Regions from separate parts of the Mus musculus genome. Here regions 2, 3, 4, 5 and 6 are each linked to region 1. The links are chromatin loops, found by intact Hi-C in ENCODE. Cell type or tissue: heart. All regions are shown on one strand. Region 1 holds the start of Pi4k2a (phosphatidylinositol 4-kinase type 2 alpha). Region 2 has its middle 4.1 kb from the start of Zfyve27. Region 3 overlaps Marveld1 (MARVEL (membrane-associating) domain containing 1). Region 4 holds the start of Mms19 (MMS19 cytosolic iron-sulfur assembly component). Region 5 holds the start of Ankrd2 (ankyrin repeat domain 2 (stretch responsive muscle)). Region 6 has its middle 3.1 kb from the start of Marveld1.

Region 1 (4,000 bases):
GCAACCCATCTAACGAGCACACAAGGGGCTGGAGAGATGGCTCAGAAGCTGCCGCTCTTCTAAAAGACCCGGGGTTCCATTCTCAACACCCACATGACAGCTCACAGTCATCTGAAACTCCAATTCCAGGGACCCAACCATCCTCTGGGAAAAGACACATAAATAAAGACAAAATATCAAGACACATAAAATGTTTTAAAATAGCCGGGCGTGGTGGTGCACGCCTTTGATCCCGGCACTCGGGAGGCAGAGGCAGGCGGATTTCTGAGTTCGAGGCCAGCCTGGTCTACAAAGTGAATTCCAGGACAGCCAGGGCTATACAGAGAAACCCTGTCTCAAAAAACAAAACAAAACAGAACAAAAAAAAAAGTTTTAAAATGAAAAAATAAGATAAACAAAGAGTCCACACGGTACCCTGGAGGTTCAGGCAGGAGGAATGTGAGTTGAAGCCAACCTGGGCTACAGTGAAATGAGACAGGGTGCCTCTAGGTAGCTCCGACTGCCCTAGATCTCGTTCTGTAGATTAGGCTGGCCTCCAATTAACAAAGAACCCCCAGCTTCTGATTGCTGGGATTAAAGGCTTGGTCCACACCTGCTAATTTTTAAGGTTGCGCTTTTGGTTTTGTTTTTAAATTCACACACACACAAATGCAAGAGACCAGCTGCCCAGTGGTGGCACATGCCTTTAATCTCAGCACTGGGAAGGTACAGGCAGGCTGATCAAGGCCAGCCAGGTCTACAGAGTGAATTCCAGAGACAACTAGGGCTACAGAGAGAAACGGTGTGTGTGTGGGGGGGGGGGGGGCGATATATGGAGAGGGAAGGGAGGGAATTTTGATACAACTTTAACACCCATAATTTTAATACATATAAAAATAGTAAATTTTTAAAATGAACCATTTGGCACATCTGACAACATCAACAAGAAAGAGCTGACATATCTTGACCTACTAATCCTCTAATAGCTCTGGTCTGATCTGTGTCCAAAGTTTTAAATTCTTATGAAGTCTCAAATGGATAAAGGTCACTTCTTCGCTGCCTCAGTCACCTCATGCCCCACATTATCCTGCTTCCACACCCCCCCAGTACAAAAGCAGGCGACAGAATTAAGGTCAGCAAAACTGCCCTAGCTAAGTAAACTGCTAATATAGAACTGAAGGAAAAATTAAAGGGCAGGAGACAGTTTCGTGTTTTTAAAGCTCCACACTCTGACACTGAGGAACCATAAGCAACGATATGAACCTTTTCCCAGAAGTGAGCAATAATCAGGACAGATGACACTGACGAATCCACCCACGCTGTCACCAATGACTGCTAATAAGAAACCTGGGATCCCTACAAAGACAGCCCCACAACACAAGAGGGAATTAAATCCTCTGAGTCCGTGATGGGTCGACACACAGCTTTGGGCCAAACTAAAATAAATAAATAAAAGGTGAAAGAGAATAGGTCTAAAACCCTGAATCTGGAGGCAATGACTAGCTACTTGTCCCAGTAGTTTGAAGCTAAGGGACCGACTGGAAAGCAGCTTGGGTCAGGACTTTTCTGCCCCGTATCTGGTCAATTTCCTCTTTTCTCTTTTCGCTCACGCCTTCCCCTGCAAAAAGGTTCTGATTGATTTCTTCATCCCGCGAGGTTTCTCCACTTCCAGTCCCCAGAAGCATCCCCAATCTCGCCGGGGGCTGGCGCTGAAGTTTCTTTTCTGCACCCTTTCGATTCCCCCTTTCCCCGGTCCCAGGGCGCCGCCCCCGCTGCGCCCGCACCCCCGCGCTCACCCCCTGAGAGTCCTTGACGAAGTAGCTTCCACTGGAGCCCTGGTAGATGCGCTCGGGATAGATGCTGCACTCGATGGCAACCTCGGCCTGCCGCACCACCACCTCGAACTCGGGGTCCTCCGGGAAGTCGTTCCGCTCGCGGTGGGTCTGAACGGCGTGCGCCGCCACGGCCGCTTGGGCGGCCAGGGCCTGGGCCTGCACCGCCACCGTGTGGGTCTGGCCCTGCGCCGCCGCGCCCCGGGCCCGGTCCAGCAGGGGCTGCCGCTCCCGGTCGTGGCCGGGCGAGCACGGCGGTGACGGGCCGGAGCCGGCCGCCGCCGCCACGCGGACCGCGCCCCCCGGTACTTGCGGAAAGTGAGCTCCGGAGCCCGACGGGAAGGTGTACTCCGGGGGTTGGGCCCGCTCGGGGGACACTAGCGGGCTCGTCTCGTCCATCCCTCAGGCCGCCGGCTCGGGGACCCGGCGCGCTCCACACCAGCGAGCTCGCGGCCGTGACCAATCCGCGGCACTCCCCCACCTCCCGCTTGGCCAACCAGGGAGCCGCGCCTCCGTAGCTCCGCCCCTAGCCTGTCCTGTTTACTTGGCGACGCGTAGGCACGGCCCCTCGCGCTTGTGTAGTGGCCAATCAGAACCTGCGCCTACGCAATCGCGGCCTCCTTAGCTTTCGCGTCACCTTCTGTGGAGACCGCGCATGCTCGAGACAAACCCGGGTTAGGTACGCCCTCTGCCCTTAGCCCGCCCCAGCTTCCAATTGGCAGACAGATCTTCGGAAGCTTTTCCGATAGCTGCTTCCTTGCTAACTTATTGACTGGCTACGCTGAGCTGACTGTGAAACTGCAAAATGTCATTTTTGTGTCACTAAGCACCAGCTATGGACAAAGAATTGAAACGACAACAATGACATAGGTCACTTGTGCTATCGCAATAAGTTAAAAAAAAAAAATCCTAGTACCTCAGCCGGGCGGATGCCTTTAAACCTTTAAACCTTGCACTTGGAAGTCAGAGGCAGGTAGATCTGTTTCTTTGAGTTTGCGGCCATAGTGAGTTCCAGGACGGCCAAGATTACACAGAGAAACCCTGTCTCGAAAAACCAAAAGTAAATAATAAATGTCAGTCTTCATGCAGTTTACATAGTATGCTTTGCTCATATACTATGTAAATCTGATCATTGAGGAAAGCTTTGGTCCCTTGAGAATAAATTAGTCCGTGACTTTATTCACCTGAATGTCTAGACACAGTTGGTCCTCGTTTTCATTAATAAAAGGAAGAAGCTTTGTCCTCACTCTGTATAAGCACCACCGGAGACAGATATAAAGCTAACAATATTAGCTGAAAGTTCGCAATAGTTCATAGACTTGAGAACGTGAGAAAAGGCCGTATACAGGGTCTGTACCAAGAGCCAGCTGCTAAAGGAAGTAGCTGAATTGCAAGGGGAGAAGGGAAGAAAAGGCATACCATGCACAGGGAGCATTGCCAAAGTGAAGGAGGAAGAAGGCTAAAGCCTATTTAGGACACCCTGCTTGGCTGAGGAAAAGCAGAGCTAAACACTAAAGGCCTAGTGAGCCAGCAGAGGGCACGTGACATCCGGAAGCTTCAGAGGGCAGAGCTTGCAGGAGTGCAATGTAGAGCGCATCCACTCTAAACCTAGAGACAGAACAGAGGCTGCAGGCATGGAGGAACAGCTAAGGCACTTGCTGCTCTTACACCGGAACCGGAACCGGAACCGGAACCGGAACCAGTTCCCAGCACTCATATCAGGTGGGCCACAAAAACCTCTAAGCCTTGCTCTAGGGAATCTGACACCCTCCTTTAAGCCTTTTCAGGTACCTTCACACGGACAGGCACAGAAGAGAGAGTGACAGAGAGAGAGAGAGAGAGAGAGAGAGAAGAGAGAGAGAGAGAGAGAGAGAGAGAGAGAGAGAAACAGACAGATTCAGAAGAATAGAGAAAATGATAATAATAATAATAATAATAATAATAATAATAATAATAATAATAATAATAAGGAGGGACTGGAGCGATGACTCAGTAGGTAAGAGCATAGCACCCACATGACAGTTGTCTATGTAACTCAAGCTCCAGTGAATTTGACACCCTCGCACAGGCACAGAGTGCAGGCAAAACACCAATGCATATAAAATAAATAATAAAATAAATAATTTCAATACAATTATAGTGTAAAATGTAATACATAAAAACATGGGCTTGGAAATCAGAGATGTTTG
Region 2 (4,000 bases), 76 kb before region 1:
TGAGAAGTGGCTCATCAATTAACAGCACTTGCTGCTCTTGCAGAGGACCTGGGGCTGGTTAGAGTTAGTGATGTAGACCCAGAGTTAATGAAATACTCTACTCAGTTGCTAGAGTATTTGCATAGCCCTAGGTGTGATCTCCAGCATCAACTCCAGGTACATGGCTGTAATCTCAGCACTTGGGGATGGGGGTAAGAGTATCAGGAGATGAGGTCCATCCTCAGTTACATAGCTAGTTCAAGGCCAGGAGGAGGACGAGGAGACTCATCATCATTGTAGGAGGTCCAGAAGTCTAGAATGCCACACGTAGTACTAAAGCTGTCTGCTGGAATCTACCTCCTCCTTTGGATGACTATTCCCAGGGGCCCCCTTAGTCTCTCAAGCACGCAGCCTCTGCAGACCCCGCTTCTCCCTCTTCTGACCCAGCTCATCCCTGAACCTACAGGGTCCATAGCCGCTCCCACTCTTCCCTCTTCCCTCCTGCACACACACCATTACCCATTCCGATACTCACCTGAGACCATCTTCATGGACACAGGGACACTCCCCCCGGACACGCCCCTGGGACACGCCCCCCAGGCCCAGGCATATTCGGCTCCTCCAGAACCTGCTCCAGCTTTGACCACCTCCTACTCTTTTCACAGCTCAGCTCAGAGCTCACCTCACCTCTTCAGGGAGTCTTCCCTCATACACCCCAGTGGGATAGGTGTCCGTCTGGCTTGCTTCCCTGGGCTTGCCCAGTCCTGCACTTGGCACATGCAAAGTCGCTTGCCTGTTTGCTTAATGGATCCTCTGCCTAGACTGAGGCTACCGGGAAAACTGGCTGGAGTAACTTCAATGCACCTAGCCTCTAGCACAACTATTCCCCAAGTGATTCATGCCTGTCAGTATCTCCCCAAGGTCTGGGCACTCACGCCCGCATCTTCCAAGTTTGCATGTTCTCGTTTCTTCCACTCTAAGGCCCAGTATAATATCTCTTCCCTTAAAATGGTGCATTGGGTCTGGTAGAAATAAGAAGTCTCATTCGCTGGGCAGTGGTGGCACACACCTTTAATCCCAGCACTTGGGAGGCAGAGGCAGGCAGATTTCTGAGTTCGAGGCCAGCCTGGTCTACAGAGTGAGTTCCAGGACAGCCAGGCCTACACAGAGAAACCCTGTCTCGGTTTAAAAAAAAAAAGTCTCCAGGAGCTCTTAGTTCCATAGGAGGCACTAATTCGACTCAGACAGAATACAACGCACTGGTTCCTCCAGTAAAAGTCTGAGCATAGGGGAGAGTTAGAGTTACCTGCCTCTGTTCCAGTCAGGTGTGGGAGAGCAGACCTGTGATCCCAGCACCATGGGTCATCCTGGGCTAAATAGCAATATCCTGCCTCAAAGAAAATAAGGCCTCCTTCCTTAGAGAAAAAAATTGCTTATTTCGATGACCTAACCACCTGGCATTCTACCATCAGTAACTCTCCCCAAAGGCAAATTTCATTTTCTTGGCAACTTTCCCACCTGTGTCTGACCTGAGGCTGGCTGTGACTGGTGGCAATGTTAATTATATTTATTTTCCCCTTCAGCTACTCTCGGATTGGGGAATATGATTCCCAAACTCCTAGGGGTTTTTTTGGGACAAATATCAGCGAATAAAAGAAGGCTCTAAAGACCAGAACAATGAGCAAAGCCTTGCCCTATTCATAAGATACTTTGGGGTTATCTTAGTTATTTTCAGTACTGGTAAAAAATGGGACCCAGGGTGTGGCATATACTAGGCAAGTGCTATAGCATTTAGATATACCTCCAGGCCTAGCTCTGACATTTTATAATTGAATTCTACATATTTGTCTCCTCCTGAAAATCATGAATCAGCAGGCTTTGCAAATAAAAACAAGAGGCTAAGAAAGAACAGAAAATGACCAGAGAGGACTCTTAACACATTAACTTGACATTTCAGAGGATAGTCTTGCATCGCTACGGGAGTGTGTTTATGGGCCACATAACTGAGTCATAAAATTCACGATGGCCTTTGGAGGAATTCTAAGCTGACATTCTGAGCGCAAGCTGGGAAGGTTGAATGGTTAAGCATGATTTCTGCCACGAGGGGGCGCACTCGCCTACCCTTCCCGAGAACTGTGAGTTTCGGAATCATCTCTGCACTTCAAATTCCGGTTCCTGGCCAGATCTTCCGTGCTAGGCTCTATTGTTTTCTCACTTCTTCAGAATATTCCTTATCTTTCTCATGTCTCTCAATACTTGTTCAAATTATTGTCTCTCAAATTGTTCAAACTTAACACCTCGGGCTGGCAGAGCTCTTGCCTGCCATACACAAAGCTCTGGCCGGATTCAATCCCCAGAACCATGGTAACTGGCCTGGGCAAGAGGGCACCTCCAAAACAAAAACAAAATTCCTTAAGGAGCAGTTAACATGCACTGCCTCACACTATTCTAGGGCTCTAGGGTTTGGAGGTGTTTGAATGGACAGTGTGTAGGTTTGGATGACACCTCAGCTAGTTCTTAGCTTCACCTGCATCTGAGGCTGGATGGAGCTTTGTCCCTGTAAGCGTTGGCGCTGAGTGGCTGCTAACTTGGTGCTGGCATGAGCATACAGTCACACTGGAAGAAGGTTTTGGTACCTTCTCAGCTGGGGCTCTCCAGAGGGATTCTTGAGTGTCTTACCGGCACTATGACTAACATTCCCGAGCAAGAAATCCAACATGGAACAAGGCAAGAAACCAATTCCCCATATAGCACTCAGTCACTTTTACAATACTGTATTGATTTTATGTGGCGGGGATGGGGTGGCAAGATGCTTGCTGCACGAACCTGGCAGCCTGAGTTTGACCCCCAAAGCCCATATAAAGGTGACTAAAGATAATTAACTGCAAAGTCACCCTCTGCACCGCTTCCCCACACATGCACACACACACACACACACACACACACGCCTCATACATAAGAACGAATACAACAATTCAGCAATTAATAACTTTTTTTTTTTAAGTGTGGAAGGAAGATTATACAAAAGTAACATTAGCAGCTGAGAAGAGCAGAGACCCTGTGGAGGGCGTGCCCCTGACCACCTCCCACTCACCACCCACATCCTGTTAAATGCCTTTGGTGGCATCTCTCATTTAACCCCTCGCCTCCTTTTCTATGCTTGGACAGAACTCTGTCCTACCTCTGGTAGACGGCCATCACCCTGCATTTCTCCCGTGGTGCCCTGAGCTTCTGAGAGCAGACATTCAACATCTGGGCATCTCCAGTTTAAACCAAGTATAGAGACCTGACACACTAGATGGTCAGTGTCTACCTGAGCTTGGTGGTGCAAACCTGCACCCTTAGTACTAGCAAGTCAGAGGGAGGATTGTGAGTTGTTGGGCCAGCCTGAGCTACATAGTCAGACTGTTTATTAAAATGCATAAATAATAAGTGAAGGGAAACGAGTTGTTTAGTGAGAATTTCCATCCTGTGAGATGGGAAGAGCTCTGCAGATGGGGCAGTGGTGATGGCTGCCCAACAAATGGTGTGAACAGACTTCATGCTGCCCCAACAGACAGTGTGACATTATGCTTCCCAACAGTGTGAACAGACTTCATGCTGCCCAATGAATAGTGTGAACAGACTTTATGCTGCAAAGAGGGAAATCGGAGTTACTGACAAGATACACAGTGTTTCTTTTGAGGCTGAAATTATTCTGGAATGAGCTGGTAGCAATGGCTTATATTAGCTCTGTAAAATTCATCTTGAAGTGAAAACTGTTATGTGGAATTCTACGTTGTATGAATTGTGCTTCCCCTTCTCTTAATGAATGGAAAAAGGAAAGAATGTTTGGCACATGTCTTCGGGTTCTCTTTAGCATTTGCATTTTCGTCTTTTGTATGTAAATGCACTCTTTGACTGTATAATTCTTTTTGATCAACAGCTTTGCTCCTGTTGCCCTTGAACGGTGCTCCATAAATACATCTTTATGTTCTTGTACCTGGGAAAGAAGAGCTCATGAGTAATGAGCTTTCCAGCT
Region 3 (4,000 bases), 61 kb before region 1:
CGTGCCCCCCCCCCGCCGCCGCCCCCAGCTAAGCAACTGACCTCAAAGATGGAAAACCAAATTCCACTTAGGTTTCAAGGCCTGCCAAGGACAACAAGGGGTCAAGAAGTGTCCATCCAGTCAGCAGTCAGCCTGTGACCTTGGACAAGGCTCTTCCTTCCTCAGGGTTCCATTTTCTCTACAAGGGCAGAGGCAGTAATAGGTGTTGACCCTCTAGTAGCTCAGGTAAAAGTACCTACTCCGCCCCAGCAAGCTTCAGGGCATGTGGGCCTTGCCACCAGAGGAACTGGCACGGAATTGGCAAGTTAGAGCAAGTACAAGCCCGGGAAATCTCAGAACTTGAGAGCTCCTTCCCTGTTTCCGCGCCTACCTCAGGGGATGTACACAGATGACCTCCAACCAGGTGGTCACTGTGCCCAGCAGTCAGTCACATACCCAGCGCCTAGAGCGCTTCCCACGCTGGTGAGGCATCTCAGTAGTCTTAGCCTTCAGCCAACCTTTTCCTCTGTGGATATTCTCACACCTTCCCTTCAATGTATACGTTCAAATCCACCCCCAGTTAAAAACAAAAAAACAAAACAAAAAAGCAACAACAACAACAAAACGAACAAGCTAAGATCGTCTCATCTCAGAGATCTGCTTCATTTAAAGACCCTCGGAGAAGGCCTTCCTGCCCCACCCTCCACTCACTCCTAATGAGACTGGGATCCTGCTGGTCCTGGCCTCCGCTTCACCCACCGCTGGCCTGGTTGGCAGCCAACAGCGGGCGTCTGATTCCCTGGAAGGAAGAGGCAGACTTGGGACCCCACCCATTCCAGACCCATTCTGACCTGCCCTCTGCATGCCAGCGTAGCGGCGCCCGACATCCTAAGAGGAAAGCCAGAACACGGGAACCCCTCGTGTGAAGCCGCATAACTTTTAGTTTTGTCTGAGAAATTGAAGGGCCTGGGGAGATGGCTCAGCCCATACGGAGCTTGGTGTGCAAGCATGAGGAGCCGAGTTCAGGTGCCCAGCACCCGGACTAAAAGCTGGATATGATGTACCTGAGTATGATCCCTGTAATCCCAGGGACGAGGAGGCGGAGACAGAGTTACGGGGTTATAATAGTCTCAGGGCCTGCCCAGTTTAGGTTTGTAGCTTGTTAATAAATTCTGATGTATCTGGGTGATGAGCTAAATGGGAAAGAGTGGGGCAGAAAACCCCCCAATAAAAGTATTTCAGTACAGTCATACATGGGAACAAAACACTCATACACATAAAATTTTTAAAAATATCTAAAGAGAATAAGGTAGAAGCCAGGTGTAGTGGCAGGGGCAGGTGGGTCACTAGAACTTTGAGGGTAGCCTGGTCTACATAGCCAGTTCCATCGCAGCCGGAATTACATGGTTTTGCAACTAAGGAAGATGAGGAAGACATCTGAAGTTGACAGTGGCCTCCGTGTGCCCATTTACCTGTTCATGTGCACACACAAGCACACAAAGAAACAAACAAGAGAGAAGATGGGGATGCAGCAAGTGATACCTTCACCCTGGAAATCCTACACCAAAACAAAAGGAGAAGGGAGGTGGGCATGTGCCCATGCCATTGAGTGTCTCTCTGGAGAAGGCATCAGGAAGAGCAGGCAGGCTTGGAGAACATCCCGCATCAGGTCCCAGCTCGAGCTGCTCCCCGATGTAAGCTCTGATGGCGGAATCCTATTTCCCACCAGCAGGGGGAGCCCAAGATACAGCTCCCTTCTGTTCCAAGTCTCTATTCCAGGGCATCTCTGTCTGCAGGAACAGCCTGGCCAATAACCTCTGGGGGGGTCAGGGCCACAGGCCAGGCACAGCAGGAATAAACCAGGCCTGGGCTCCGGGTGCCTCCAACTTTTCTCATATGATGTTAGACACGTTGCCTCTGTGCCCTGGACTAACTCCTCTGTATGATACAATGGGCTGGACCAAAACAGAACCCTGCTGGCTCTACAAACAGTCACTCCCAGCCTGACAGGGAGTGGCACTCATAAGTAGGGGCCAGTAGAGAGCAGACAGGAGGGAGAAAGCTCTGTAGTTCTATTCAGCACCAACCCAAAACAGAGTGTTTCTTCTTCTGCATCTGCCCTCAGGCCCTGACTAGCCACAGTGGAAACCTGTGAGCTCATTTTCCCTTCTCTCCCAGAAGGCAAGGGCTGAGTCTGAGGGAACCCAGCAGAAAGTTACCACAGAGGACCAGGCCGTGAGACCCAAACACAAGATCAGACAAAACAAACTTTATTCCAAAAAAGCATACTGGGGTGACCATGAATACACTACTGGATAAGGCACATGGCCCCTCTCTGTAACTACCCTCCCTACACCAAAACCCACCCTGCCTGGCCTTTGTCCACACTGTAGAAATTGTCTCCTGGGCCCACAAGAGACCCCAGACTTATGGTGGGGAGCTGTCTGGGTGGTCTTGGCCTGGCCCCAGTCCTGGTGTCAGAGAGATAAGCCAGGGAGAGTGCTACCAGTTTCCAAATGCTCTGGGCCACAGCAGGGCGATCATACTATGCCGTTTGAGGAAAGGTGGGTATTATAATAATCTTATCTGTGCTTCTCACGAGTGGCAAACGGAGGGACCGCCATGCCCGCTGCTGGAGTCAAAGCTGGAAGGCACGTGGAGAAGAGCTCGTGAGCTCCCGAGTGCTATAGGCACGCGAGGGTAGATGAGGCACCAGAGAGGCCAAGACGTGTGCTCCTGAGTAAGGTGTGCTGGCCTCAGACCCAGAGCGCTGGGACTGAGCCTATCCTGAGGGGACTGGACCTGAGCTTAGACGGTGATCTAAGAAAGGCAAACAGGTAAGGAATGGGAGCCAGAACTGACACCTGTCATTTAGGCAATGGGAGATGGGCAGAGTTCAGTCCCAAGTGACCAGATCTTGTGCCTAAATGATAACATAAGAGCTTGGGAATCCTCTTGTATCAAGAAAGAAATCAAGTCTTCTCTACCACGGCTCTTCCACTAGACACTTGCAAAAGAGACTGTTTGTTCCCCACTGCCCCGAAGCAGCGAAGACTGCCAAACCTTCTGCTGGTCCCAGGGAGACCAGTTCAGCCAATCAGGCAGGGCCATTCTGACTGCTCTGAGAATCTTGGAGGCCTCAGCAACATGGAAACCTGCAACATAAGAACAAGAGTCACTGGCTATCAAGGTGTCCCAGCAAAGCTCCCCCCAGGCACAGACCACTACTGTCTCTGGTGGGAAAGGAAGGAGGGAAAATCATCCTTTGTGGAGCTGGGCAGCAGAGCTAGCTGGAGACATTGAAGAACACAGGAGGCCATGCTCTGGGGTTTCCTAGAGGAACTAAAACAAACAACAACAACAACAAACCTGCTTGTTGTTTTGTTTCTTTGGAGGATAGGGTCTTACTGTGTGACTGGAGCTGGCCTGGAACTATGTAGCCCAGGCTGGCCTTGAACTCATAATCTACCCTCCATAACCTCCAACACCCTAGGATTACATGCCTGTACAAGCATGCACAGCTCAAACTCCCAGAATCCTGGTGGGTACAGACTTTCTGGGTTTTTTTAGAACAGTTCTGGAGGTACATGGTGGTGATGGCTACACTGTGTGACTCTCTTCACTTGGCAGTTCAAGTTCAAACTGCCCTTTAAGCTGGTTATAAGGGTAAGTTTTAGGTCCTGCTTTTTTTTTTTTTTTTCCAATTTAGGAAAAACTACTTCTGATGCTGGGTCCTGAACCAGGTACCTCGTACCTACTGCACATAATGGCACCACCAAGCCATACCTTAGCCTCAGAAAAAGTATTAGCCACATCAACAATGTATTGACTCTTTCTACACATAATATAGCCTAGTACTGAAGAAACTGGACTGTGAGGGTTCAAAGCCAACCGCCATCACTCATCACCAAGGAGACTTGGGCACTGATCTCAGAGTAGGACAAAGAACACATGCATTCAAGCAGTGTACCCACACAGTAGGGCTGTAGTAAGTGCTACATAAAATTTATATTCCACTCCA
Region 4 (4,000 bases), 110 kb after region 1:
TCTATTTTCCATGGTCCTGCACTGCTTTTTACAAGTCGGATTCCCGCAGACAACGACCTGCAGCCCGATAATGACACAGTGACTCGCTGGAATGAGCGACTGTGTTCGCCTCGATCGCTCCGACTTCTGGGGACGCAGGCTGCCCACGCCGCGCCCCGGCCGGCCGCCGGCCGACCCTGGCCGGGGCTGCCAGATCCGCGGCGCACTCGCTTGGCCCCCTCCGCCAGCCTCGTCGCGGTCTGGAAACATTTCCTGCCCCCGCCCCCATCCCCAGCTTCCCGGTGGGAGCGAGTTGGCCTCCCGGCCGGGTCAGCGCTCGCAGTTACCCCAACTCGCTTCCCAGACAGCCCGCGCCGGGGAGGGCCCCGTCTGGCTCCGAGAAGCCGTGGGGGAACCCAAGCGCCCGGCGCCGAGCGAGGTCGCTCGGGAACCCCAAGGTTCGGGCAAGGCAAGGGCCAACTGGCAGCGCGCCGGGACCCCGCTGCCTTTCCTGGCGTTACCTGCTCGCTTGCGGGGGTGTCCCGGAGCAGCCGGCCTCTCCCGGCGCTGTCTCCCCACGCAGTTGCCCATGCTGGCTTCTCAGCCGGTCCCCCATGCACCAGAGGCGGCGGTCGGCCGGCTGCTCCACGCTGCTGCCCCGAACCGCGGCGTCCCCGGGTCAACGACTCCCGCAGCCCGACATCGAGAGCTCCTGGATCTCCCCTGGGGAGCGCTCTGCCCGACGCCGGCTTCGCCACAAACTTTGCGGGCCAGCGGAGAGGGAGGTGGCCAGGCCAGGGGGGCCCGCGACAGTGCCCGGCCAGAGACCAGCCCGGCTGGAGGGGCGGAGGGAGGGGGCGGACACCGCCGCAGCTACTCCAGGATCACTCCGAGCTCCCAGCTGGGGCCGGCCCCCCGGAGCCTGTCACTCACCTGCCTAACCCCGCCCCGGCCCGGCCCCGCTCCCTTCCTCCCGCTTGGGGTGGCCGCGCCACGGTCGCCAGCCGCCCCAGGTGCGCATGTGACCGACGGCACCGCCCCTCGGGCCGGGTCTGGTTTTCTCATTGGCTTTTCCCAGGATGCGTACCGCCCCTCGGCCCCACCCAGCCAGGTGCCCGCCCTGTCGCCCGTCTCCCGGGGAGAGCGGCCGGGAATTATGCGCCCTCAACCGCCCCGGCTGCGTGCCCGGCAGTCACTTCCCCTCCCGGAGCCGCGCCCCGGCCCAGGCCCCGCCCTCTGGGGAGGGGCCGTTAGGTCCCTGAAGGGACTGCCTGGCCCAGAGCCGGCAGGCACGTGACCTGGAGGTGCCCCGCCCCTGAAGTCTGCGCCCAACTATTGGCCATGGAGGCGCGTGCGCGGAGAGACACATCTCGTAGCCACACCCACTTCCCCCTCCCACAATCTCTGGCTAGCGTCATGGCTGCCGCCACCGGTCTGGAGGAGGCAGTGGCGCCTATGGGCGCCCTGTGTGGCCTCGTGCAAGACTTCGTCATGGGTCAACAGGAGGGGCCCGCTGACCAGGTGGCTGCAGGTATGGCAAACAACGCCGCGAGGCTTCTGCAGGGGCCGGACCGCAGGGAGCGGCCTCAGCACCCGCGCGCGGCGGGAAGGGAGTGAAGGGAGAGGTGATTGTGATTGGTCCTCTGGCCGCTCTGCCCCCGCTGGGAGCGCTACTGCCCTAACAAGTTGGAGAGTCGCTTGCATCTTCCTTAAAGCTTTCTTTACATTCCGCATCTCGCTGTGGTCCATAGAGAATCATTACATTTCTCCGAGAGTAATAGACTTGTGCAAGGCACAGACGAGTCCGGAAGTGGAGCTGGGACTTGGACTCGGGTGTTCTGGTCCAAACCTGGTGCTTGCACCGCAGGACCGCGTTGTTTGCGGAGTGTTAGGTGAGAAGGTCTGGGTTCCAAGGGTTACGCTCCGGCCTCTTGCCTTCCTGGAAGTAGCGTGCGCTCCAGCTGTTTGAGTGGTTGTAATTGGATGGAGGAGGGGAGGAGCCAGTCTGGCTCTAGGTCGGTGGGCGTGTAGATGACTAGTGTCTTTAAAGATTCACTTATGTGTCTTAGTAGGCTTTAAAAAAAAGAATATATATATATATATAGTATGTGAGTACGCTGTCAGACACACCAGGAGAGGACATCGGATCCCATTATAGATGATTGTGAGCCATCATATGGTTGCTGGGAATTAAACTCAGGACCTCTTCAAGAGCAGTCTGTCCTCTTAATTGTTGAGCTATCTCTCCAGCCCCAAATAGGCTTTTTGATAAATTAGATTTATAACTTTTTAATGTCCCATTTTTTTATCCTTCTTCCCAGAGTTCCAATTTCAGGAATCTCTCAGTTCCGAGTTTATCCAGGATTTGAACAAATCCAGGGTGCCTCTTTAGAATTCTTTCTGAATGTTGAATGTTAGGCCTTCAGTGTCGGGTTTAAGAAATAGAATAAAAAATGGATATAGATGCGGGTTTTTAAAAATTATGTTTGGAAGTTTATGGGTGAAGAAGTTTCTTTAGCAAATTGAACAGATTAATTTTTAGAATATGTGAGAAATGAACTGCTAGAAATATATGTTGGTCCTTAGCAATAGTCCACATTCTCTGCCATTCTATTATTTCTGAGCACGTATTTTTTACCCAGCATGAAAAGAATTGAGGACAGAAATACAAATAAGATACTATCTATGGCCATCAAACTATTATAATTAGTGAGAGAAAGAACTGTGTTGTAAGAGGTAAATATATGGTTCCAGAGCATCAAGGGGCAAAAATGCCTGCTATTGGCTGGGCTTGGTAGTGCATTCCTTTAGTTCCAGGATTTGGCAGGGGGGTGGCAAGTTTGCTAGTGAGTTCTAGGCCAGCCTCAGCTACAGTGTGAGCCCCAATCTCAGAAAGAAAATAAAGCCCCTGGTACTTGCACTTAAGCTTATAACATTTTACAACTTAATCAAGTATAGTCTGTTATGGGTTATTATCAATGCCATTTCCCCCCAGATTTTACTATGGAGATTTCACAGCATTTAACAAAATCTAAAGAATTTTAATTTTTAGTTATTTATCTGTTTGTGTATTGTCTTTTGAGACAGGCTCTCTCTGTGTTGCCCTGGCTATCCTGAAACTCTGTAGACCAGGCTGGTCTTGGACTCAAAGATCTAAATCCCCCTCCCAAATGCTGGGATGACGGGCATGCACTACCCCTGCCCAACTTAAATTTTTTTTTAAAGATCATAGACTCACTACTTAGAGCCTATCACTAACATTTTTTTCTTTAATTTGAATTGTCACAAACCTACCCATTTAAACTGCAGAGATCAATACATTAATCTCTAACTTCTTTATCGAGCTCCTCATTGACTAGTGTTTGCTTTTGGTTTGTTTGGGGGGTAAACTTTAGATCCGGTGAACTATATATCAGGACCGTTGTTTTCACAGAAGCTTAGATATACTTAAACCCACCCCCATACCAAGATAGATGTTACTATATTAATGTTATCTGTAATTGTTCTTCCACATTTGTGCACTCTGGGAATAATAATTTTGGATTTTATGGATGCATAACACATCTTTAAAAGACAGCTTAAATAACTGCCTTCTTATTTTTTCATAAAATACCTTTTTTTGTTATGTCAAAAAAGGGAGCCTGAACTATCATCTTGTTTTAGTGTTTCTATTGCTATGACTAAACTCCATGACCAGAAAGCAAGTTGGGGAGGAAAGGGTTTATTTGGCTTGTACTCGGAGATCACAGTCAATCATTGGAGGAATTCAGGACAGGAACTCAAACCTGGAAGCAAGAGCTGATGCAGAGGCCATGGAGGGTGCTGCTTACTGGTTTGTTCCCTGTGGCTTGCTCAGCCTGCTTTCTTACGGGAGCCAGGACCACTAGCTCAGGGATGGTACCACCCAGAATGGGATGGGTCCTCCCTCATTGATCACTAATTGAGAAAATGCTTTACAGCTGGATCTCATGGAGGCATTTCCTCAACGGATGCTCCTTCCTCAGTGATGACTCTAGCTTGT
Region 5 (4,000 bases), 55 kb after region 1:
CTCGGCTGCTGTCCACACTCCCCTTGATAAATCTGAGCTCATCACTTCTCTTAAATGATGGGGGCCTCTGAGTTCCGATAGGCTCCCCCTTCCCCCTCTAATAACATCAGCAACATCAGAACCGGCTCTATAACAGGTCAGACAGTGGCACAGCACTCTTAACAGTCAGTGGTCCTCACTGCTCACGGAGCCTGCACCTCTTACCTGGTCTTCTCTGGTTTGTCCTTGGCCCTCTTTCTAGCCCCAGCTCTTGGTGTCTGTCACACATTTTCATGACCACTTTTATCTATCTGCTGTTTAGCCTCAAGTACCTCTCCCCACATCCCGACCACACTTCTTAATCCCAAAGGTCCAGCTCACACTCCATCCTGACCAGAGTAGTCCCAGAGGACCAGAAGGGCTCACCCACCCATTCATCACTACTCTCCATTTTCCATACGCCCGTTTCTGCCCTCTGCCTTCTTCTTAGTTGATGATACAAATAAAAGGTTACAATTAGTGCCCACCTTCGCCCTACGCACTGGACTCTAGGCTCCTGGTCCTCTACCCCCACCCCAGGGGGGGGTAATCTCACCATGTAGCCCAGGCTGGCTCCACCTCTGAGATTATAGGATTGTACCACCACACCTGGCTCAACTGTTTTTGAATAAGATGTAGAGCAGGACCAGTCAGTAGTCCAGCCCCACTTAACTTAGCCAAGAGAAAACGTACCCGTGTGTGCATTAGGCCTCTGCCAACAGTCCTGGCTAAGTCCCAGCTGCCCTTCCCCATCTCCTTTCCTGACTCCTGTCAGTTTGCTCTCCCGCAGCAACCAGCCCTGGCATCCAGGGGACATTCTGTGTGTGTGTGTGTGTGTGTGTGTGTGTGTCAGGACCTTACCTTTCTGGTTTTCCCAGAGAATACTCATCTGTCTTCTCTGTCCAGTCCAGTCTATCTCTTGAAGCCCAGGTGAGTGGGCAGGGTCTCGGGAAGGCCTGCCCCCTCCAAGTGCCTGTTTGCGGGGCTGAAGCCCCATCTCCCACCACCCACAACCATGTTAGGAACATCCCGCTTGGGCCCTGGGAAGTAGCATGTTGTCTGGACCCAGGTAGCAGCCGACTTTCCCTTCTCATGACAGCACAGATGGACCAACCGTTAACCCTGAGGCCCCCCTCCCTCCCTCCCCGACACCCTTCACCTCAGCTCCCACCTCAGTCTCTTCCTCCTGGGCAAGCCGCTGCTCGATGAGCTCTGTGGCTCTCTGCACCGCCTCGGGCCCCTCCATGGTACCCTCCATGACTGTTTCTGCAAGCCACAGGGCATGGGGTCTTTATAGGCCCAAGCACCCACCCCGCCCACTGGGCGCCTTTGTCATTAGCTCACAGGCTCGTTTCTCCATCTGTCATGAGCTTACTAGCTCAACTCTCCACCTGCCTCCCCCACCTGTCACCTTCACCTCGGACAGCCCCAGGGAGCATGGGAAGCCACTGTCCAGGCCAGGGAACTTGCCCCTCCCCTAACCTCTGGCCTACCAGAGCCAGAAGGCACACCGCCCCGAAGGACAGCTGCGGGAAAGAGGCCTGTCCAGTGTGTCCTCAGTGCTGGGAACTGGCTAAGTCTTAGCCAGGGTGAACGGGCTGCAAAGGACCTACATGCTGCCATTGGTCTGGCTGGAGTGCCACCTGCTGGATGCCCAGAAATGCTGTCTAGCTTGTGCCAGGCAGGGGAGCCTGAAAAACCAAGTATGAGCCCCAGCAGACCTGTGGGCATCCGAGACCTTCTCCAAGCAAGAGCTGGAACGGCTGCTGCCCTCTGGTGGCTGCTATGGGTCCCATGGGCCCTAGGGAAACACGGCTATGCTGCATGGCGTGTCCATTAGCCATGAACAGAACCTGTCCATCTGTTTGTTTCATCTTCCTGGAGTCCTCAGCAGAACCTAGTGTTGTTTTAAGAGCTCAGGAAGTCAGAGTTCAGAGCTAAGGCCATCTCACGAGTACTAGGCGATGCCAGACTGCCGTGGGCGGAGCTGGTCACACTCCCCGAGAACAGAGAATACACAGAGGAAAGGCAGACCTGCACTTGAGCTCCTCGCCTGGGACTCCCAGCCTGGAGCCCGAGGTCATTATGAGCTAGGTTTAATCTGCCAGTGGACTACAAATGTTCCATACTTCTACAACTGCAAGTGGCACCCGAGATTCCCCTCTGGTGATGTACACAGTCCTGCAGAAGAAACAGGAGGAGACAGCCCTGTCTGTCTCTGGCTCGCACATTTCTGGAAGCTTGTCATCCCACGCTCTGACACAGCATCCCATGTGGGCCCTGTGGGGTGGTTGCCACATGGCTATGCTGCCCTCTGTGGGTGCTCCTTCACTTTTCCTATCTGGACCGCCCCCCAACACACACACACACACACACACACACACACACACAGACACATAATTGTCCCAGCAACTGCTGCAGGAGGCAGGGTGGGAGGCACCATCTCTCCATTAAAGGAAAGCAAACTGTGTTCAGAGGTGAAGTGGCCTTTTTCAGGACCCACAGAACACAGCGAGGTTGGATGAGACTAGGGCCCCCAGGAGGAGCATCAGTTGGATGCTCTGCTGTGCCCATCTGCAGCCAAGCCAGCAGAAGCTCTGGGCTCCGGCTGGCTGGCGTGCTGTGAAACAGGAAGTCATGTGCTAGGCAAGAGAGGAGCAAAGGCTTTATTGATAAAATGCAGATGTGTCTGTACACAGGGCCCCGCTGGGCTATGACCAGGCTTCGGACCCCACCCTGCCTGGGTTACAGTTGGGGACAGCCCTGTGCAAACCCCTGCCATGAAGCCTGGCTATCCAGCCACCCGCCTCATCTCTGCAGATTGTGCTGGGTGCAGGGAGAGGCAGAGAGGCCCACCTGAAGCTCCTTAAGCCCTGGGGCCCACCGGGCTCCCTCCCCATCCAGGGGACTGGCACTGTGCCCAGGGCAGAGTCATGGTGAGGGATAAAGGGGAGACAGCAATTGCTTCCAACCCTGAGCAGAAAACTGGAGTGAGCACAGCGTGGCACCAGATGACAGGTCGCCAGGACGGCCCCCATGGCTCCAACCTGTGGTGGAGAGTGCCATGTGCCTTTTCTCCAAGGTTGGCAAGGCCTGTGTGTGGCAGGCAGCACTGCTCCCTGGGTGCTGAGCACTGGTGGATCCAGTGCCCCAGAGGGCAAGTCCCTTCGCAGCTCACTAAGAGCCATACAGCAGGGCGGTGGGAGGCGCCCCTGAAGAAGACAGCAGCACTGGAAGGCGGCAGGACTGGGCCCCACAGCCTGCAGGGCCCCCCATGGCCTCTTTTCCTAGGAGTTGGTGCCGTCAGTCCGTCAGTCCGTCAGTCCTGGGGTGGTGGGGGCTGGTTGATGATGACCTGGATGACGAAGTCTTTTTGAATCTTTGTTTCCTGGAGCCTTGTGCGGTCTGTAAGCAGCTTCCCAGAGAAGAACCATCTCTGCCAGGATGGCTCAATGCCCTCCTGGCTGTGCAGCTGCCTCTTGAGTTGCCCCACCGTGTCAGGCAGGCTGGCATTGAGCCTCACGTCCTTGCCTGTGGAGAGGCGCACTTTCAGTGGGAATTCACGGCGCACACTAGGGGTGGGCTCGGGAGGCTCCAGGCTCTCCTCCTCCGTGTGCTCCAGCAGCAAGTTCACAGGTGGGGACAGGCAATAGATGGGCAGTTGATAGCGGTTACCCAGCTCGTCATAGCATTCACAAAGAGTTCCTGTGGGAAAGGCAGGGTGATCAGTGTAGTCTGGGGGGCCTGATGTCACACACTGAATGCTGTGTCCCCCAAACTCCCATGTTAAGGCATATTTGGAAGGAATAAGATTACACGGGTAAATGACAGGACCAGCTTCCTTTCAAGGAAAAGCCCCAGAGAACCCGAGCAGTCCTCTCTTCCTGCATGCCTACCAAATAAAAACAGAGAACCCACCCAGTCCTCTCTTCTGCACGCCTACCACGTAAAAACAGCAAAAAAACCAAGAAGCATCATCAGG
Region 6 (4,000 bases), 54 kb before region 1:
TCCCTCACCAGCAGACATACCCAGTTTAAGCACTTACTGGTTTAAGGTTGAGCTCCCCACATTGACAATTATTTGTTTGTCTGGGCCTCCATTTGAATCATCCCTAGTTCTGAGTCTACTACATCAAAAACTGGTCTATTCTGGCTTATCCATCTTTGCCTGAGCCTGGCATGTAGGAGCCCCTCAGTACATACAAATGGAGTTGCTTGCCAATTGGCTGCAGGAATAGTACTGGACCTAAGTGTGGTGATTTGAATAGATACATCCCACATAAACTCACTGCTTAGCCCATAAGGATTGGCACCGTTAAGAGGTGTAGCCTTGTTGGAATCAGTGTGGCCTTGCTAGAGGACCTGTTTCACTGTGGCTGTGGGCTTTAAGGTCTCATGTGCTCAAGCTGGAACACTGTGGAACACAGTCTCTTTCTGCTGCCTGCGGATCAAGATGTAGAATTCTCAGCTCCTTCTCCAGCACCATGTATGCCTGCATGCCACCATGCTTCTTGCCATGACACTGTAACAAGAGTTTTAGTGGTAAGGGTATCTCTTCACAGCCATAAAACCCTAACTAAGACACTAAGCAAGCCACATTTGCCTACAGGACAATGCCTGCATCAAACCACAGCTGATCATACACTTCAGAGTCCCATCCCCTTGGCCTGGAACAGTAGGTGCCCTTCCCTGCAGCCTGGTTCCCCTTTGAAGAAAAAAACTTTGGCCTGTCACTGCCACCCCAGTACATACTACTCAAGAAAGCTCCAGATGCATATTATAAATGCTTAAATTGTGGTGTGTAGCATACCCACACAAGACAGCATAGCCTTTCTTACTTGAGTTCTGTCCCTTAGCAACCAGCAAGTGCCAACACTTGAGAACAAGAGTGAGTTCTTCACTCCATTGCTCACTCCATCGTCGGGCACGGAGGAGGGGTTTCCCAGCCCTCTGTGCCTGATTACTTCATCTGTAAAATAATTTCATGCAGCAAGCAGACAATGAGAGCTTATTAAACACTGAGCACCATTTTAGAGGCCAGGGATGTAAGATATGTGTGGTTTGGGGAAGGGGATGTTTATTGTGCTAGACCCCGTGGAAGAAGTTGTATTTACTGCTCCTGGTGATGGTGTTCTGAGCTCTGACCCACCAATAGGGACCAAGAGTGGGTTCAGAGCGTTGAAGCAGTTGACCTTGTTTCAGGAGCTGCTAGGGCACAGATGAAGATGACTTCTCATCCACAATCCTAGCACTTTTATATATTTCTCATGTTCTGTTTACAGCTACACTGGCAGGGACCCAGAAAAGTGACGCAGAGTCTGTGTCCCACTGGAAAATCCAGACCTGTATGTTCTGATCCTAACTTAGCAGCCCCTGGAACGATGTGCTTAGTGCCCTTGCCTATGGCTGAGACTCTAAAGTGCATCTAGCAGTTGAATCTGGATGCTGGACCGCTGAAGGGAGCAGGGAGCCTATTAACATTAGGAGGAAGGAAAGAATTCTTCCATCTTAAAAAAAAAAAAAAAAAAAAAAAAAGGCAGCAGGAGATGTGTGGGTTAGGGCGCCACCTGGTGGACATGAACTTTCAGCTTCAAGCGTCTCCACTGGGCTCCTTACATGGAAGAGTTCTTTCAAAAGCTTTGGGACGATATTTTTAGCTTCTGGAATCTTGAAAACATTCTAAAAGGAGGCGGAACAGACTCTCTGGAAAAGTGTAAGTATACAGTTTTAGAGAAAAGCTTTGATTCTGTCCTACTCAATAAATCTAAGCACCTTCCAGATACAAACACAGAATGTCAGAAGGAAGAGGACTTTTTTTTTTTTTTTTTTTTTTTTTTTGAGATAGGGTTTCTCTGTGTAGCCCTGGAACTCACTCTGTAGAACAGGCTGGCCTCGAACTCAGAAATCCGCCTGACTCTGCCTCCCAAGTGCTGGGATTCAAGGTGTGCGTCACCACTGCCCGGCGGAAGAGAGTTTATTCCTGTTCTCAAGTGTTGGCACTCACTGGTTGCTAAGGGACAAAAGAGGTCAAGGAAAGGAAGGTTATAAGCAAACCACAAAAGAGGAGGGAGTTTTGACAGGACGACTGGGGAATTTTCAGTCACAAGTGTCATAGAGGGTGGGTAGTACTCAGACAAGAGGAAACTGAAGACAAACTTTGGGTGGGGCTATCCCCAGGGGGCTCTGAGCTTGCTGGAGTCTCCCCTGGGTATACCCAGAATATAAGACCATGGCACATATATGACCCCTCTTTGTGTGTACGCAGCCTGCAACCTGGGGATAAGGCAATTCGTTTCTCCATAGAGGAGGAGAGTTTTGCAGTTAAGTGACTTGATTGTTGTTGTTGTTGCTGCTGTTGTTGTTTTGTTGTTGTTGTTGTTTTTTCAAGACAGGTAGCCCTGGCTGTCCTGGAACTCACTTTGTAGACCAGGCTGCCCTTGAACTCAGAAATCCACCTGCCTCTGCCTCCCGAGTGCTGGGATTAAAGGCGTGCGCCACCACGCCCGGCTTAAGTGATTTGTTAATCCAGTCCCTCACAGGGTCCCCAGGCCACAAGCAGCCTGAACTCTGGATAGGAGCAGGAGCTAGGGACAAAAGTCTGGGCCTGGGGGCTGGTGAGATGGCTCAGTGGGTAAGAGCACCTGATTGCTTTTCCGAAGGTCCGAAGTTCAAATCCCAGCAACCACATGGTGGCTCACAACCACCGGTAATAAGATCTGACTCCCTACTGATCCATTTCTCTAGCCCTGTGTCAATTATATATTTTTTATTTTATTTATTTATTATATGTAAGTACACTGTAGCTGTCTTCAGACACTCCAGAAGAGGGAGTCAGAACACCCCTGGGGTCTCTTCTTGATGGCAAGACATCAGGGGCAACAGTGAGCACCTGGGGACCTTGTGGTCTGGTTAGCTAACATCCCATGGAGTGGGCAGGCGGTGGGATAAGACTGCTATTCAAATTCCTTTTCCAGCTGTCCAGGCCCAGACTTTTTTTTTTGAGTCTTGCCATCAAGAAGAGACCCCAGGGGTGTTAATGGAGCCTCCCACTGGACTTCACGTTCTAGGGTAGCCTGGACTACATGAAACTCTCTCTCAAAAGAAAAAGGGAAGAAAATGATAAACCATTTGGCCATTAGTTGTGTGTGTGTCTCCATGTTTAAATGTTTGCATAAGTGTATACGCAAGTGTATGTGGAAGCCAGAGGTTGACACTGAGTGTCTTCCTCTATCTCTCTAAGTTATTTTTAAAATCATGTCTGCAGTGGTTTGAATAAGAATGGCCCCCCACAGGCTCATTGATGTGAATGCTTAGTCATGGGGTAGAGGGCACTACTTGAAAGGTTTAAGGCATGTGGCCTTGTTGGAGTATGTGTGGTCGTTTAGGAAATATGTTACTTCACTAGGGATGGGCTTTGAAGTTTCAAATGCTCAAGCCAGGCCCAGTGTCTTTCTTTCTTCCTGCCATCTGCAGCTCTGGATGTTGAACTTCTGAGCTACCTCTCCAGCATCCTGTCTGCCTTTGTGCCACCATGCTTCCCACTGTGATAACGGACTAAACCTTGGAAACTGTAAGCAACCCCCAAATAAATGCTTTCCTTTATAAAAAAAAAAGTTGCCATGATCATGGTGGCTCTTCGCAGCAATAGGACAAAAGGTTTTTTGTGTATATGTGTACATGTGTGTCTGGGTAGGGCTATACACATGTGTATGTGTGCAAGTGTGAGTATAGGCATAGAGAGAGAGGCCAGAAGAGGGCATTAGGTGTTCTCCGGTACTCTCTTCCTCTGAAACAGTCTTTCCTAAACCCGAGGCTTGCATTTTCTCTGATAGACTGGAAGCCAGAAGATGCTACCCACACTGGAGCTGGGGCTGCAGGAGTTTGTGTGGACATTTGCTTTATTATGTTAGTCCTCTCTCCCTCCTCCCTCCCTCCTCCCAACAACTTGGTGCTTTAAATATGTTTGGCCCCCATAGACTCATGTGATTGAATGTTTAGTCCATGGGGTG

What was found. Peaks named below come from ENCODE experiments on the same cell type or tissue, not always from the same donor. Only the 100,000 strongest peaks of a DNase experiment are listed, where the experiment ranks them.
Region 2: it touches region 1 in a loop (2.5-fold over the local background); 7 of 42 quality-filtered maps call a loop at or near these places.
Region 3: it touches region 1 in a loop (4-fold over the local background); 10 of 42 quality-filtered maps call a loop at or near these places.
Region 4: it touches region 1 in a loop (3.0-fold over the local background); 5 of 42 quality-filtered maps call a loop at or near these places.
Region 5: it touches region 1 in a loop (2.6-fold over the local background); 7 of 42 quality-filtered maps call a loop at or near these places.
Region 6: it touches region 1 in a loop (2.2-fold over the local background); 7 of 42 quality-filtered maps call a loop at or near these places.

The regions. Positions count from the first base shown.
Region 1 is chr19:42,088,712-42,092,711 of GRCm38, reverse strand. Pi4k2a (phosphatidylinositol 4-kinase type 2 alpha) reads right to left here and starts at 2,277. Exons shown (of 9, transcript NM_145501.2): 1 at 1,776-2,277. The coding sequence starts at 2,210. In heart, a CTCF peak has its summit at 2,172; DNase peaks (open chromatin) are centred at 2,411 and 3,351; H3K4me3 peaks cover 2,728 bases; H3K27ac peaks cover 2,372 bases.
Region 2 is chr19:42,164,440-42,168,439 of GRCm38, reverse strand. No RefSeq gene overlaps it. Among named protein-coding and RNA genes, the nearest start is that of Zfyve27, 4.1 kb to the left of the region's middle. In heart, a CTCF peak has its summit at 2,082 (motif pointing right); a DNase peak (open chromatin) is centred at 2,098; H3K4me3 peaks cover 391 bases; H3K27ac peaks cover 547 bases; H3K27me3 peaks cover 913 bases.
Region 3 is chr19:42,149,932-42,153,931 of GRCm38, reverse strand. Marveld1 (MARVEL (membrane-associating) domain containing 1) reads right to left here. Exons shown (of 2, transcript NM_183195.2): 2 at 2,229-3,134. Among named protein-coding and RNA genes, the nearest start is that of Marveld1, 4.5 kb to the right of the region's middle. In heart, no CTCF peak of the experiment used is centred here; DNase peaks (open chromatin) are centred at 772, 1,781 and 3,058; H3K4me3 peaks cover 127 bases; H3K27ac peaks cover 22 bases.
Region 4 is chr19:41,978,509-41,982,508 of GRCm38, reverse strand. Mms19 (MMS19 cytosolic iron-sulfur assembly component) reads left to right here and starts at 1,373. Exons shown (of 31, transcript NM_028152.3): 1 at 1,373-1,510. The coding sequence starts at 1,396. It overlaps Ubtd1 (ubiquitin domain containing 1), which reads right to left and starts at 746. Exons shown (of 3, transcript NM_145500.3): 1 at 501-746. The coding sequence starts at 570. In heart, a CTCF peak has its summit at 1,621; DNase peaks (open chromatin) are centred at 1,158 and 1,908; H3K4me3 peaks cover 2,475 bases; H3K27ac peaks cover 2,088 bases.
Region 5 is chr19:42,033,312-42,037,311 of GRCm38, reverse strand. It overlaps Ubtd1 (ubiquitin domain containing 1), which reads right to left. Exons shown (of 3, transcript NM_145500.3): 3 at 2,671-3,723. The coding sequence ends at 3,338. Ankrd2 (ankyrin repeat domain 2 (stretch responsive muscle)) reads right to left here and starts at 1,285. Exons shown (of 9, transcript NM_020033.2): 1 at 1,190-1,285. The coding sequence starts at 1,276. In heart, a CTCF peak has its summit at 1,783 (motif pointing left); DNase peaks (open chromatin) are centred at 1,791 and 2,851; H3K27ac peaks cover 1,393 bases.
Region 6 is chr19:42,142,299-42,146,298 of GRCm38, reverse strand. No RefSeq gene overlaps it. Among named protein-coding and RNA genes, the nearest start is that of Marveld1, 3.1 kb to the left of the region's middle. In heart, a CTCF peak has its summit at 1,575 (motif pointing left); a DNase peak (open chromatin) is centred at 1,558; H3K27ac peaks cover 364 bases.